Linked DNA regions of Homo sapiens: region 2 is linked to region 1. Evidence: chromatin contacts called from ENCODE Hi-C or POLR2A ChIA-PET data. All regions are on one chromosome and are shown on one strand. The core of a region is the stretch at or near the end of the contact, and the rest is flanking DNA. Distances in the headings are between cores, read along the strand shown.

Region 1 (6,469 bases), core at 130-2,629:
GTGTCAGGAGGATTAACATGACCACAGAACCGAAACATTCTCTCCCTGAAGTTCACTTCACGTCTCCGCAGACGAAGTACGCTGTGTAACTCCTTAGAGCAACTCTTTTTGGAAAGCAAAGTCCCTATTTCTGTACAGTTTTAGGTTAGGTGTTTCATTTATAACAGATGCAGAAATCAATTAAGATAAAGTGATATGTGAAGAAATCTTTTACAGTAAAATATATCCTGAATTCATATAGGCTTGTTCATAATTGAGTCTCTTCTTGAGCTACCTTTTCAATATTAGACAATGTGAAGACAGTGACAGCGTCCTTTTCTAGAGATATTTAGCCTGTTATTACAAACTGTGAAGACAAAGAATTTTATACTTTTACTAATGTTTGTGGTTTTAAACAGTTATTTTCATTCTAATCAGTTCTCTACCCTCTAATTTCTACTAAAGCTGTAAATACATTTAGAAATTATATTTGTAAATACAGTATATGGAGACAAGTTAATTTTTTGGTCAGTGGAAAAAGCCTCCCAACCAATTGGCCCTGCCTTGGCAGTTGTGTTTTTTGTTGTTGTTGTTGTTGTTTTAGTTTAGTTTTTTTTTTTAAACAGCAGAAAGGATACTGTCGGTTCACTGTTGAGCAGAATATACTGTAGAACGAAAATGATAATTTTTAAATCTTCCAGAGCATGAGTAAATGTCTTTTCTAATGATAGCAAATATAACCAACTCTTTGTTTTTCCCTTAGCCCAGACCATATAGACCTGCGTATTTTGTGTGTGGTTTTGTTTTTATTTTTGTTCTTACAGCCTAGACCCTAGGAAAAATTTGCAGGAACACGAAACAAGGGCTGGGGGGAAAATCATCTATGTGAATGAGCTTTACTTTAAAGAGATCAATGTATTTTATTTTATCAACTTTTTCTCTTAGTTACTGTGATTTTTGTTGTTGTTGTCCTCGTTATTGTTAAATTCTGTAATGGTTTCCTGTGAAGCCTCCACTGAAAGGGACTCAAATATGCAACACCTAAACTATTTTCCAAGGGCACATGCCCCTTGAATGGTGCTTCTAGACTGGTCAGGGTTATTTATTAAATTTTATATATGAAAGTATTGGGGAATTATGTAAATTCTTTATATGAAACTATCTAGTTCATAAATCATAGATTTCATATTACTCAGTGCAACTGAACTAAAAGTTCAGAAAAGTCATTCACATTGTTCCAAATTTGTAATGGTTGTCACATGTCACATGCGTCTTTTTCAGTAAGTGCCAGAGTGTTCCCACTGTTTCTGCCCAGTGCTTGACTTCTCGGCCCGGAAGAGAACCTGCTTTCTCTGGTTTCCTTCCTGAGTCTGGCACAGACGGGGCTATTGTAGTTCTTGATCAAGTCCTGGAGTCAGCCTTGCCTGGCTCTCCTTGTAGCAGATTCAGTCCACAGACCTCTTGCTGCCCCTCAGTGACAAGTATGCTGTGAATTCAACCTTTGGACTTGCTGCCCAAGCCTTTGGTTGCTGCCCTGACTATTGTAAGAGGTAAACTTACCTGGTTTGTTTGAGAATGACCATTTTCCTAATGTGAAAACCATCTCTCTCACCACTTTTATTAGTAGGGCTAACATTTTTTTCCGTTATAAATGGTTGAGCAATTTGAATGACTTAACACAGTGTCATTATCTTGCAATATAAACTGGTAACCTCACAACTCCACACTTCATCACCATATGAAGTAAATGAAGCTAGCTAAGCGGATGCTGTATCAACTAGTAACTTGCCATTAAGGATTATTTTATAGCATGAATTTAAGACTATTTATTCAAATGATATTTTACTCTTGTATTCACTTTGTTTTAGATTTGTGACATGAATATTTCAGTGCTGCTTAATTTTGTTCTGAATTCTTGTTTCTTGCTTGTAAATGGCTTTTTTATGGTATAAATAAAGTCAATGGACATTGCTGTTTGTAAATAAAAATGCTGCTAGAGCAAATGTGCTGTGGTCTCCCTCTGCGTGGGCCCCCTGAGCTTCGGTGAGTGTCAGTGGCTCTGACAAACATCTGCAGTGTCATAGTTTCTGTAATCACTGTTTTTGAAAGGTGAGGGTTTCCTAAGAAGCTCTTGTGCCACCATCGTGCTGAAAAGAAGAGAAAGAAGCGAGTATATTTCTGACCTCTTGTGTGGCGACTGAATTGTCGGCCTCGGTCTGCACCCAGGCACCCCCAGAACAAATCGTGAATCCCTGCCCCTCGCGCCTGCAGAGAATATCTCTTGCTCAGTCGTCCACAAAGGGTGGGGTTGCCCAGGCTCTTCTGTCTCCACTCAGCCAGTTAACTCCCCCTCCTCCTCCAGGTTCCAGCCCAGGGACCCCTCTTCCCACCAGCAGCCCTCCAGGTCAGGCCCCTCTAACATAGCATTTGTTGAACTGTGTTCCTGCTCTTTGGAGCACCTATTTCAGTTTGTAATAGGATATTCATTAGCGAGATGATTCAGTTAGTATTTCTGCCTCTAACCTGGAGGCGCCCTGACAGCAGGGATTACAAACTCTTTTCTCTCCCTCAAGTATCCTCAGCACAGGACCCGGCACCACAGTAGGCACTCGGCAGTGTTCGTTGAGTGAATGAGCTAATGCGTGTCTCCCGAAGGTCGCACGAGGCAGTGTGGCTGGGATGCAGGCAAGATTGACCTCAGCTCCTGTGGGGCTGCGAGGTGACCTGCTCCTTACCCGTGAGTAACGGCTGCTGTTAAAGCAAATGCTCAGCAGGCCTCCTCTAGGGTGAGATGGGCGGTGATGGTGCACAGCAGGAAAGGTCCGTACAGGAACCAGCTTCACCTGCTAGCTAGGGGCCCGGGGATTCCTGAGGGAGGCAAGGGAATGCTGGAGAAAGTGCATGGGCTAGCATAACTGAAGGCCTGGCTGTCATCCCTGCCTTTGACTGTGACTTTTAGCAAGCCACCTACCTTCGTTAGCCCCAGTTTGACTCTGGTGACTCTGAAATGTGAGGCAATGGCTTCTGATGAATTTGCTTACTCCCTAAGGCCGGAAAAGTAGCGCCACATCAAGAAACGGGCGAGCTTCTTCTCCAGCAGGGTTCGAGGAATATCCCAAGGGCGTGGGGTCCTGGAAATAGGAGCATCAACTGAGGCCAACGCACTGAGTCGGAGCAGATGTTGTGTAGACCGCACTGAACAGCATTGCTGGCAAAGGCCATTGGCAGTCGTTGGCTCATCTTTCATTTGTCCTGATGTCAGACCTATCTTTACTCTGGTTTCTTCCAATTATAATTCATACAATTGTTGGCCAAGCCTGGGTGGCTTCAGGGATGCTTATTAATATTATAATGTCACAGGACAACCACTAATCCCCAATTGTCTGCTAGTCTTCACCTCTGTTTCCTGGACCATTTCCCTCAAGCTCCTCAATCCTCAGTGGCTGTTTTTTTGTTTTTTTTTTTCCTGAGACAGGGTCTTGCTCTGTCACCCGGGCTGGAGTGCAGTAGTGCGGTCACAGCTTTCTGCAGCCTCCACCTCCCGGGCTCAAGCAATCCTTCCACTTCAGCCTCTTGAGTAGCTGAGACTACAGGTGCACGCCACCATGTCTAATTTTTAATTTTCGTAGAAATGGGGTCTCATAACGTTGCCCAAGCTGGTCTCAAACTCCTGGGCTCAAGCGATCCTCCTGCCTCAGCCTCCCAAAGTGTTGGGATTATAGGTGTGAGCCACGTTGCCTAATTTTTTTTGTTGTTGTTGTTTTTAGACGGAGTCTCGCTCTGTCACCCAGGCTGGAGTGCAGTGGCGCGATCTCGGCTCACTGCAAATTCCGCCTCCTGGGTTCATGCCATTCTCCTGCCTCAGCCTCCCGAGTAGCTGGGACTACAGGTGCCCGCCACCACGCCCAGCTAAGTTTTTGTATTTTTAGTAGAGATGGGGTTTCACCGTGTTAGCCAGGATGGTCTCAATCTCCTGACCTCATGATCCGCCTGCTTCGGCCTCCCAAAGTGCTGGGATTACATGCGTGAGCCACCATGCCCAGCCTGATTAATTTTTAATTTTCGTAGAGATGGGGTCTCGCTATGTTGCCCAAGCTGGTCTCAAACTCCTGGGCTCAAGCAATCCTCCTGCCTTGGCCTCCCAAAGTGTTGGGATTATAGGTGTGAGCCACCTTGCCTGGCTCAATGGCACTTATTAAACATCTCCTATGAGGTTTTCCTTTGGTTTTTCACAGCAGACCAACCTTGCACATCTTTTGTCAGCATATGGGGCTCACAACTTCAGAACACAAAAGAAATGGCAGAGAGGCGACGGTGAAGGAAAGGCATTACAGACCACATCAACTTGGGATCATGCATGGACCCTGTGCTGTGTGGTTGCTGTGCTTTGCCTGGCCAAAGATGTACAATAAAGCTCACTGCTCTAGCACTCACTGGTGCCTGCAACACTGGTGTATGTGTGTTTTATTTTTTGAGACAAGATCTGTGTCATTCAGGCTGGAGTGCAGTGGTATGATTGTGGCTCACTGCAGCCTTGACCTCCCTTGCTCAATTGATCCTCCCACCTCAGCCTCCCAAGTAGCTGGGAGTGTGGGCACAGACCACCTCACCTCGCTAATGTTTTAATTTTTTTGTAGAGACAGGGTTTTGCCATGTTGCCTAGGCTGGTCTTGAACTCCTGTGCTCAAGTGATCCTCCTACCTCAGCCTCCCAAAGTGCCCCGCTTATGTGTGTATTTTAGGTGTACAAATGAGAGTGAAGGTCATTTTGAATTCTGTTCCCTTTCCCGGAGTGCTAGAAGTAGAAGGGGAAGACCTTTGCAGTTTCCTAACAGTGGGAGAAGGACCTCACGGGTGAGCTACTACCTGGCCTGCCAGTACTGGGGCTCCTATAGTTGTCCACATAAGTAATCTCCAGTTATGGAAACCAGCTGCCTCCCAAGGGACTCTGCAAATTTGACAGCTTTGGATGAGCCCCAAATCAGCCTCCCTGGAGCTTGCACCCCTGCTCTCTGTTCTACTCCATGGGACCACAGTATGTTTTAAATCTTCAGTGATGGCTGGGCACGGTGGCTCACACCTGTAATCCCAGCACTTTTGGAGGCCGAGGCGGGCGGATCACGAGGTCAAGAGATCAAGACCATCCTGGCCAACATGGTGAAACCCCATCTCTACTACAAATACAAAAATTAGCTGGCGTGGTGGCGTGCGCCTGTAGTCCCAGCTACTCAGGAGGCTGAGGCAGGACGCTTGAACCAGGGAGGCGGAGGTTGCAGTGAGCCGAGATTGCGCCACTGTACTCCAGCCTGGCGACAGAGCGAGACTCCATCTAAAAAAACAAAAACAAAAACAAACAAACAAAAAAATCTTCAGTGACAATATCCAGTCTGTCCAGCCCTCTCTTTGGGCTTCCCTAGGCAAAATGTGTCTCTGGGCTATCGCCTTTTCCCTGGAGTCCAGGCTTGGGGACAGATTTGCCCTTTCTCTCTGCCCACCGCCCCCCACCCTCCAGTTTAGGGACCTGTTTCCAACAGAATTTTCTTGGAACCAAGGTGGTGGAACCCATAACTTGGAGGAACACTTTTTGGCCAGCAAATTACTTTTATGTGACTGTTATTTTAACTAGCCTGTCTCTGCCAGATGATCTATTCATCACACATCTGGGGCCCAGGTGCTGTTTTCAGGGGTTTTTCTAAATCCTTTTTTCCCTCTTCAGCCCATTCCCTCTCTCCCCTTCCCTCTCCAGATATTCAGGTGAGAATCAGAAGCCAGCCATCACCTTTACTTTGAGAAATCTGGGCTCTGAGCGTCTTGCATCTGAATTTCCCCCAGGCCTCTCATGCCATCCATTCCCTTTGAGAGCTTCCTCCCGCTTCGATCACTGATTCTACCTGCTCTCCAGGGCGCTCTGGCTTCCTCGGGGAGCTGGGTCTCAGATCCCAGGCGCTGGTGCCACCTCAGGTTGGCACCAAGGCTGGGAAAAGGGTTTCCTGCCTTGCCTGGTTATCACCTTTGCAGAGGGAAGGCACTTGGGCCAGTTGCTAGTCTCACCCTCCTCCTCTTTGCCTGTTCATCATAGTGGCTTTTCCACGTTCTGGCCTCTCTCTCTCCTTCTTGCCCGCTGTGCCCTGATCAGGCTGGTGGTAAAATGGGAATGTTACTAGGTTCAATAGCTAAACTACTAGTTCCCTTCTTTTCTTCCACTGTGTGTCCCTCCCCCGACCTTCCCCCAGAACGGGCCTCCAGGAACCTTCTGCCACCAGGCTCTGTTGAAAGGCCCCACTTCCGACAGTGGTCAGGGGATGGCCAGCTGCAGGCCCTGTGAGTATTAAAGCCTTCCACCGTGAAGATAAAGCCGCAACTCTCTGTGATTGTACCTGTGGAAGTGGTTCCCAGGCCAGCACCCCTATGAAGTGTCAGGCATTATGTGAATAGAATGGTCTGGCCCAGCTGGAAAGGGTTGAGTCGTTCCCTTCCTGGGGGCTCTGTGT
Region 2 (5,873 bases), core at 24-2,523, 42 kb before region 1:
CTGACCAGAGCAGTTTTAAGTTCACGTGCCACAGTGACCAAAGGGCTCACTCCTTGCTAGCATTTACATTTCCCCGGGGCCCACCGTGTTCTGCGGCATTCTAAACGCTTTCCATGGATTAAGCCTTCACCCTGACACCAACCCTGCCAGGTAGGTGACATTGCCGTCCCTATCTAACAGGAGAACACTAACTTTCACAGATGTAAGAAACCCAGGCAGCCGGTGTCCTGGGCCCCACTGAGCTAGCTACGCGTGCCCTGTTGCTATCTTGTGACTGCCGGCCCAAGGGCCCAGAATGTCAGAGGAAACCCCACTCTGCCTGCTGGCGCCCTAGAGAGGGGTTCTAAAGGCCAGGGGTTTATCTGGGCCCCTGACCATTGCCCTAGTGTTTATCTCCAAGAGACTGTGGGTCTCAACACCAGCAGAACCTGCTTATCTCCACGTTTTTGGGCCCCAAGCTGGCCTACCCTGTTCCCATTTGCTCTGGGACAGCCACTCCCTCACAGCAGCCTCAACTCCACACGTAGTCTTCTGCCCTTGACTGCTCCAAGGCCTCCTCCTAAGCAGATCTGATGCCATCATCTCCCACGTGAGGTCCGCCTGACAGGATCTCAGCTCCTCAGCTTGGCCTCCAAGGCCCTTCCAGATCTGACACCAGCCCTCTTGTTGGTTCTGTTCCTCTGCTCCCCACTTGGGACCTGGGTACTCTCCTAAGGCTTCTCTTGGCTCTTCCATGATGATTCTGCCTTGAATATTCCCTCCTCCTCTTTTCTATTCACTCCCCTGTGACTTTTCCCCTCCTGGGTGAGCTCCTTTCTATTGTTCTAGGCTCTGCAAAAATCATTGCCAAGACACCTTCCCTGAGCATCCCACCCAGCTGCTTAGCACTCAGTGATCCCATTTCAATTTTTTTTTTTTTTTTTTTTGAGATGGAGAGTCTCCCTCTGTCCCCCCAGGCTGGAGTGCAGTGGCATGATCTTGACTCACTGCTACCTCCACCACCTGCATTCCAGCGATTCTGCTACCGCAGCCTCCCGAGTAGCTGGGACTACAGATGCCTCCCACTACGCCTGGTTAATTTTTGTATTTTTAGTGGAGACAGGGTCTCACCATGTTGGCCAGGCTGGTCTTAGAAGTCCTGACCTCAAGTGATCCACCCACCTCGGCCTCCCAAAGTGCTGGGATTACAGGGGTGAACCAGCACGCCTGGCCCCATTTCATTTTGAACTTGGCTCTGCTGTGGCACTTGTCACTTGGTAATTTTGTATATACCATCCATCTTCACTCCCCTCCCCGCCACACACACCCACATGTCCCCTGCTAGACAGCAGGCTCCTCCGAAACAGGAACTATGACTTCATTGTCTGCCCGTTCCTGGCACAGTCCTGTTCCACACTCAATCAATACTGCTGATTTTTTTTTTTTTTTTTTAATGAATGCAGATTCACTGTTGAGTCTTTACCAGTTACAGCCATGAACTTTTTGCTTCCAAGATCTTAGGAAGTACAGGCACACAACAATGTTACGAAGTGCCCTCTTCCAACTGAATGTCACCTAAGTGTTGCCAAAATTGCCTGTTACCTGAGAATTCTGAGATAAGTATGGGTCTTCTTTTCTAACCCAAATGAAAGATTTTATATCTCAGCAGACAGCTGAAATACTGGACACTGGTTTATGTAAGTTAGGCAGAAGGTGGCAGTGGGATTGATCAGAAAAGGGTTTCTGGTAGAGTCAGTGTGTGTCAAGAGAATGACAGCTGGCAACTAGCTTTGGAGGTAGAATAAATGGAATTGACACATTCTCGATTAAATATACCAGAACTATAGTTATAAAAATTGACTAATTTTGTTGTTAATTTCTGCTGGGAAGCTTGTTCTAGAAGGGCATATTTTCAGTGAGGTTTTGGCACAATCTAAAGCAGATGGTTACATGTTATTTGGTGCTTCATCTAATACTGAAATTTGTGGCAATTGATTAAGGACCGAAAGTTGCTTTTGGACAACTTTCAAATTGTGATTTCACCAATCTGAGCTCCAAGTGACAGTAGCACGTTGTAGTCAGGAAACACAGAATGTGGGCTAGATAACTTAGGAGGTTATATGTAATAAAAAACTGTTTCGTGTGAGTCAGCTCTGAAGAGTATGGTGTGAGCCTGTTCAGACCACCCGAAGTTAGAAAGGGCAGGAGTGAAGTCTGTGACTCACACAGGGAGCTCTGCCAAGGAGGTGCCATGCAGTTCTGCTGGCAGGGGCTTCAGAAGCATCTTAGGACAACTGTTTCCAATCTTTTCAAGTACTGTGGAAGGATGGATATTTATTTATTTATTAATGAATGAATGAACGAGACAGAGTCTCACTCTGTCGCCCGGGCTGGAGTGCAGTGGCATGATCTCGGCTCACTGCAACCTCTGCCTCCTGGGTTCAAGCAATTCTCGTGTCTCAGCCTCCCGAGTAGCTGGGATTACAGGTGCGCACCACCATAACTGGTTTTTTGGGGTTTTTTTTTTTTGTATTTTCAGTAGGGATGGGGTTTCGCCATGTTGCCCAGGCTGGTTTCAAACTCCTCAGCTCAGGAAATCCACCCGCCTCAGCCTCCCAAAGTGCTGGGATTACGGGCTTGAGCCACTGTGCCCGGCCTGTTTTGGACATTAGAAAATTTTGCAGAGCATCCCCTCCACCACATAATAGTTGGTCAAGAAAAATTCAAAATCACAAAACTATTATGAATTCAGTAATGCTTAATGCATTTACATTTATTCTTCAAAAAAATATACAATTGATGCCTGTAATCCCAGCATTTTGGGAGGCCGAGGCGGGCGGATCACCTGAGGTCGGGAGTTCGAGACCAGCCTGACCAACTTGGAGAAACTCCGTCTCTACTAAAAATACAAAAAATTAGCTGGGCATGGTGGCACATGCCTGTAATCCCAGCTACTCGGGAGGCTGAGGCAGGAGAATTGCTTGAACCCAGGAGGCGGAGACTGCAGTGAGCCGAGATGGTGCCATTGCACTCCAGCCTGGGCAATGAGAGCAAAACTCCATCTCAAAAAAAAAAAAAAAAATTGATAGTAGTGCAAATATATGGGGGACCTCAAAAGTAGCTTTATATCCTTCCAGAGTCTGTTCTTTGGCTTAGTCATTCACTCCTTTATTTACCAAATATTTATTGACCATCAGCTTTGACTCTGGGCTGGGTCTACAATGGTGATTTCCCTGTCTTCAGGGGTTGTGAAAATCAGTACACAAAGTAGATAGGTCCCTTGCTGTCTGTGTCTCATAATTGGCTAAACCTTATGAATCCAGACCTATAAATAAAATTTAACCATCAACTTACAGAGAACAATTCTCAAAGCTAACTGTGCTTGGTAACTAGGACACTTTTTTTTTTTTTTTTTGAGACGGAGTCTCGCTCTGTTGCCCAGGCTGGAGTGCAGTGGCACAATCTCAGCTCAGTGCAACCTCTGCCTCCCGGGTTCGAGCAATTCTTCTGCCTCAGCCTCCCTAGTAGGTGGGATTACAGGCATGCGCCAACGTGCCTGGCTAATTTTTGTATTTTTAGTAGAGACGGGGTTTCACCATGTTGGCCAGGCTGTTCTCGAACCCCTGACCTCGTGATCCACCCACCTCGGCCTCCCAAAGTGCTGGGATTACAGGCATGAGCCACCGTGCCCGGCCTAACTGGGACACTCTTAACTGTGAATATGGTCCAAGCTACTGAAATTAATTGATCTGTAGGACAAGACCAAAGTTAAGGCCACTTCTTGTAATAGCTGTGTAGCTATCTTCAATCACATCTCCTTTGCTGGGTGCTTTCAGTTAACTCATAACTTATCACCTGACTTTGAAAAGGGGCAAAACTTCTCCATCAAAGGTTTCTATTTCTGCCTCCTAGGCTTTTCCCATTCCCCTATTTGAGCAGAACCTTTTTCTTATGTTTCACCTGCCATAGTTCAGCACGTTGACTTCACAAGGGCAGCATGGAAGCTGTAGAATAAATCAGACCCTCAAACAGCAGTATCCATCTAGTAGGCAGAGTCATGCTTTCAAAAAACCATAAGAGCCTAATGCTGTGTGATGTTCTAAGCACTGGAGATACAGCAGTAAATAAAATAGATTTTTTAAATCCCTCCTATCCTGGAGTTCACATTCTAAAGACAGGTAAGAGTGGTCCCTCTCCAATGCTAATGAGAAGTACCACGGACTCTCATGTAGGAACAGAATACCTAGGAAAGACGCAGGAAGAATGGCTGGAATTCTGACCTTGGGAAATGTGGATTGGAGTGAAGAAGAGGCCATCCACTGCCAACACCAAAGTATGAAGAAAGGTACGGAGGTGGGAAAGTGTGGAGGTAGCTGTGGAAATACAGTAGGAAAGGTAGGTTGAGGGCCATATTGTTACCATAGTAATGTATATCAACTTCCGAGCATTTACTTATGCCAGGCTGTGTGCTACCTTCCAGATGTGTAATCTCATTAGGTCCATACTACAACCCAGCTTGACAGGGGAAACTGAGGCTGAGACAGGTTAAGTGATGGAGCTGGAATTCTGAACTAGGTTGTCTGACGCTAGCACCCCAGCTCACAATGATGACACCGCATTGCTGCACAAGGTCACGAAGGGCTACAGATTTCAGGCTGAGGACTGGTGGACTTGATTTCATAGGAGCTCATCAGAGCTGCCAGGAAGATTAGCCTGAATGATAGGATCTAGGACGTGGTGTGTGTGCTGCATTCCCTACGTGGGCTGAGTGACTAATAATAGGCTTACCAATATGGTCTCCTGGGTGTGGAACAGGTGCCTGGAGGGAGGAGCCACCAGGAGCCCAGGTAGGTCAAGTTCAAAGTCAGTGATGAAATGAGGCAAACCCAACTCCTAGTAGCCTAATGGGGGGCTGTTGTTAGCCTAAGTAGGGCCATCTGAGAACAAGGATTGCAGAGGCTCCTAAACCTGGTTTTCTTCCATGGGACTTGCCTCTGGCAGTGGTCACGCAACCTTCCAGTCATGTATGCCAGCCAAACTCCAATGAGCAATTCCTTTCATATAATCAAGCATTGCTCCACCAGTGTCCTCAGGATGAGCCATGCTCGTGCCCTCCTTTCCATGAGGCTCACGCAGGGAACGGCAGCTGGCAGGGAATGTCAAGAACCCCATCCCACACACATGCTTCAGAGGTCCAGTCCTTCATACCGGGAAGGTGGCTGTCCCCGCCCATCCTCATTGTCTCTCACCTGGATGATTGCTCCAGCTTGGCCTCCCCATTGCACGTCATCCTACATATTCCTATCTGCCTCACTTTTCGAAAACCTCATGCTGCCAGGCTGCTCAGAAACCTCCATGGGTTTCCCAGTTCCTGCCAAAGCATACCTACTGTAGACCTATGCCTAGTCCAGACCATAGGCTTGGACTTTCTTTCTGGTTTGTTTCCTTCCCCACTTTTGCATCCTACTTACTCTACTCTCCAGCTAAATCTCGTATTCCTTGAACATTCCCCTGTATCCGGATGTAGGCGTTGCTAATGCTGTACCCTTTGGGACGCCCCCTTTGTCCTCTCTCCTCCTGCTAGAATCCTACCTATTAAGCAAAGCTTTTTTTTTTTTTTTTTTTTTTTGAGATGGAATCTTGCTCTGTCGCCCAGGCTGGAGTGCAGTGGCATGATCTCAGCTCACTGCAACCTCTGCCATCCAGATTCACAAGATTCTCCTGCCTCAGCCTCCCGAGTAGCTGGGACTACAGGCATGTGCCACAACACCTGGTTAATTTTTCGTATTTTTAGTAGAGACAGGATTTCACCATGTTGGCCAGGCTGTTCTTGAACTCCTGACCTCAGGTGATCCATCCACCTCGGCCTCCCAGAGTGTTGGGATTACAGGTGT

Evidence for each region. Hi-C counts contacts between places; a loop is a spot of excess contacts on that map. ChIA-PET counts read pairs that join two places held with the same protein, here RNA polymerase II (POLR2A). Pooled maps may share reads with other maps.
Region 2: POLR2A ChIA-PET joins it to region 1 with 11 read pairs in BJ. The contact joins two enhancer-like sites. A Hi-C loop is called at or near these places in 2 of 50 pooled maps. POLR2A ChIA-PET finds 5 or more read pairs at or near these places in 3 of 52 experiments (BJ, Caco-2 and GM12878).

Annotation. Positions count from the first base shown.
Region 1 is chr9:126,883,897-126,890,365 of GRCh38, forward strand. It overlaps ZBTB34 (zinc finger and BTB domain containing 34), which reads left to right. Exons shown (of 2, transcript NM_001099270.4): 2 at 1-1,982. Among named protein-coding and RNA genes, the nearest start is that of ZBTB34, 26 kb to the left of the region's middle. RefSeq lists enhancers at 1-254, 2,492-2,992. Within about 2 kb of position 1,380, at least 4 of the 41 ENCODE cell types and tissues checked have a DNase peak (open chromatin) inside an H3K27ac peak, as active enhancers do.
Region 2 is chr9:126,842,143-126,848,015 of GRCh38, forward strand. No RefSeq gene overlaps it. Among named protein-coding and RNA genes, the nearest start is that of ZBTB34, 16 kb to the right of the region's middle. Within about 2 kb of position 1,274, at least 3 of the 41 ENCODE cell types and tissues checked have a DNase peak (open chromatin) inside an H3K27ac peak, as active enhancers do.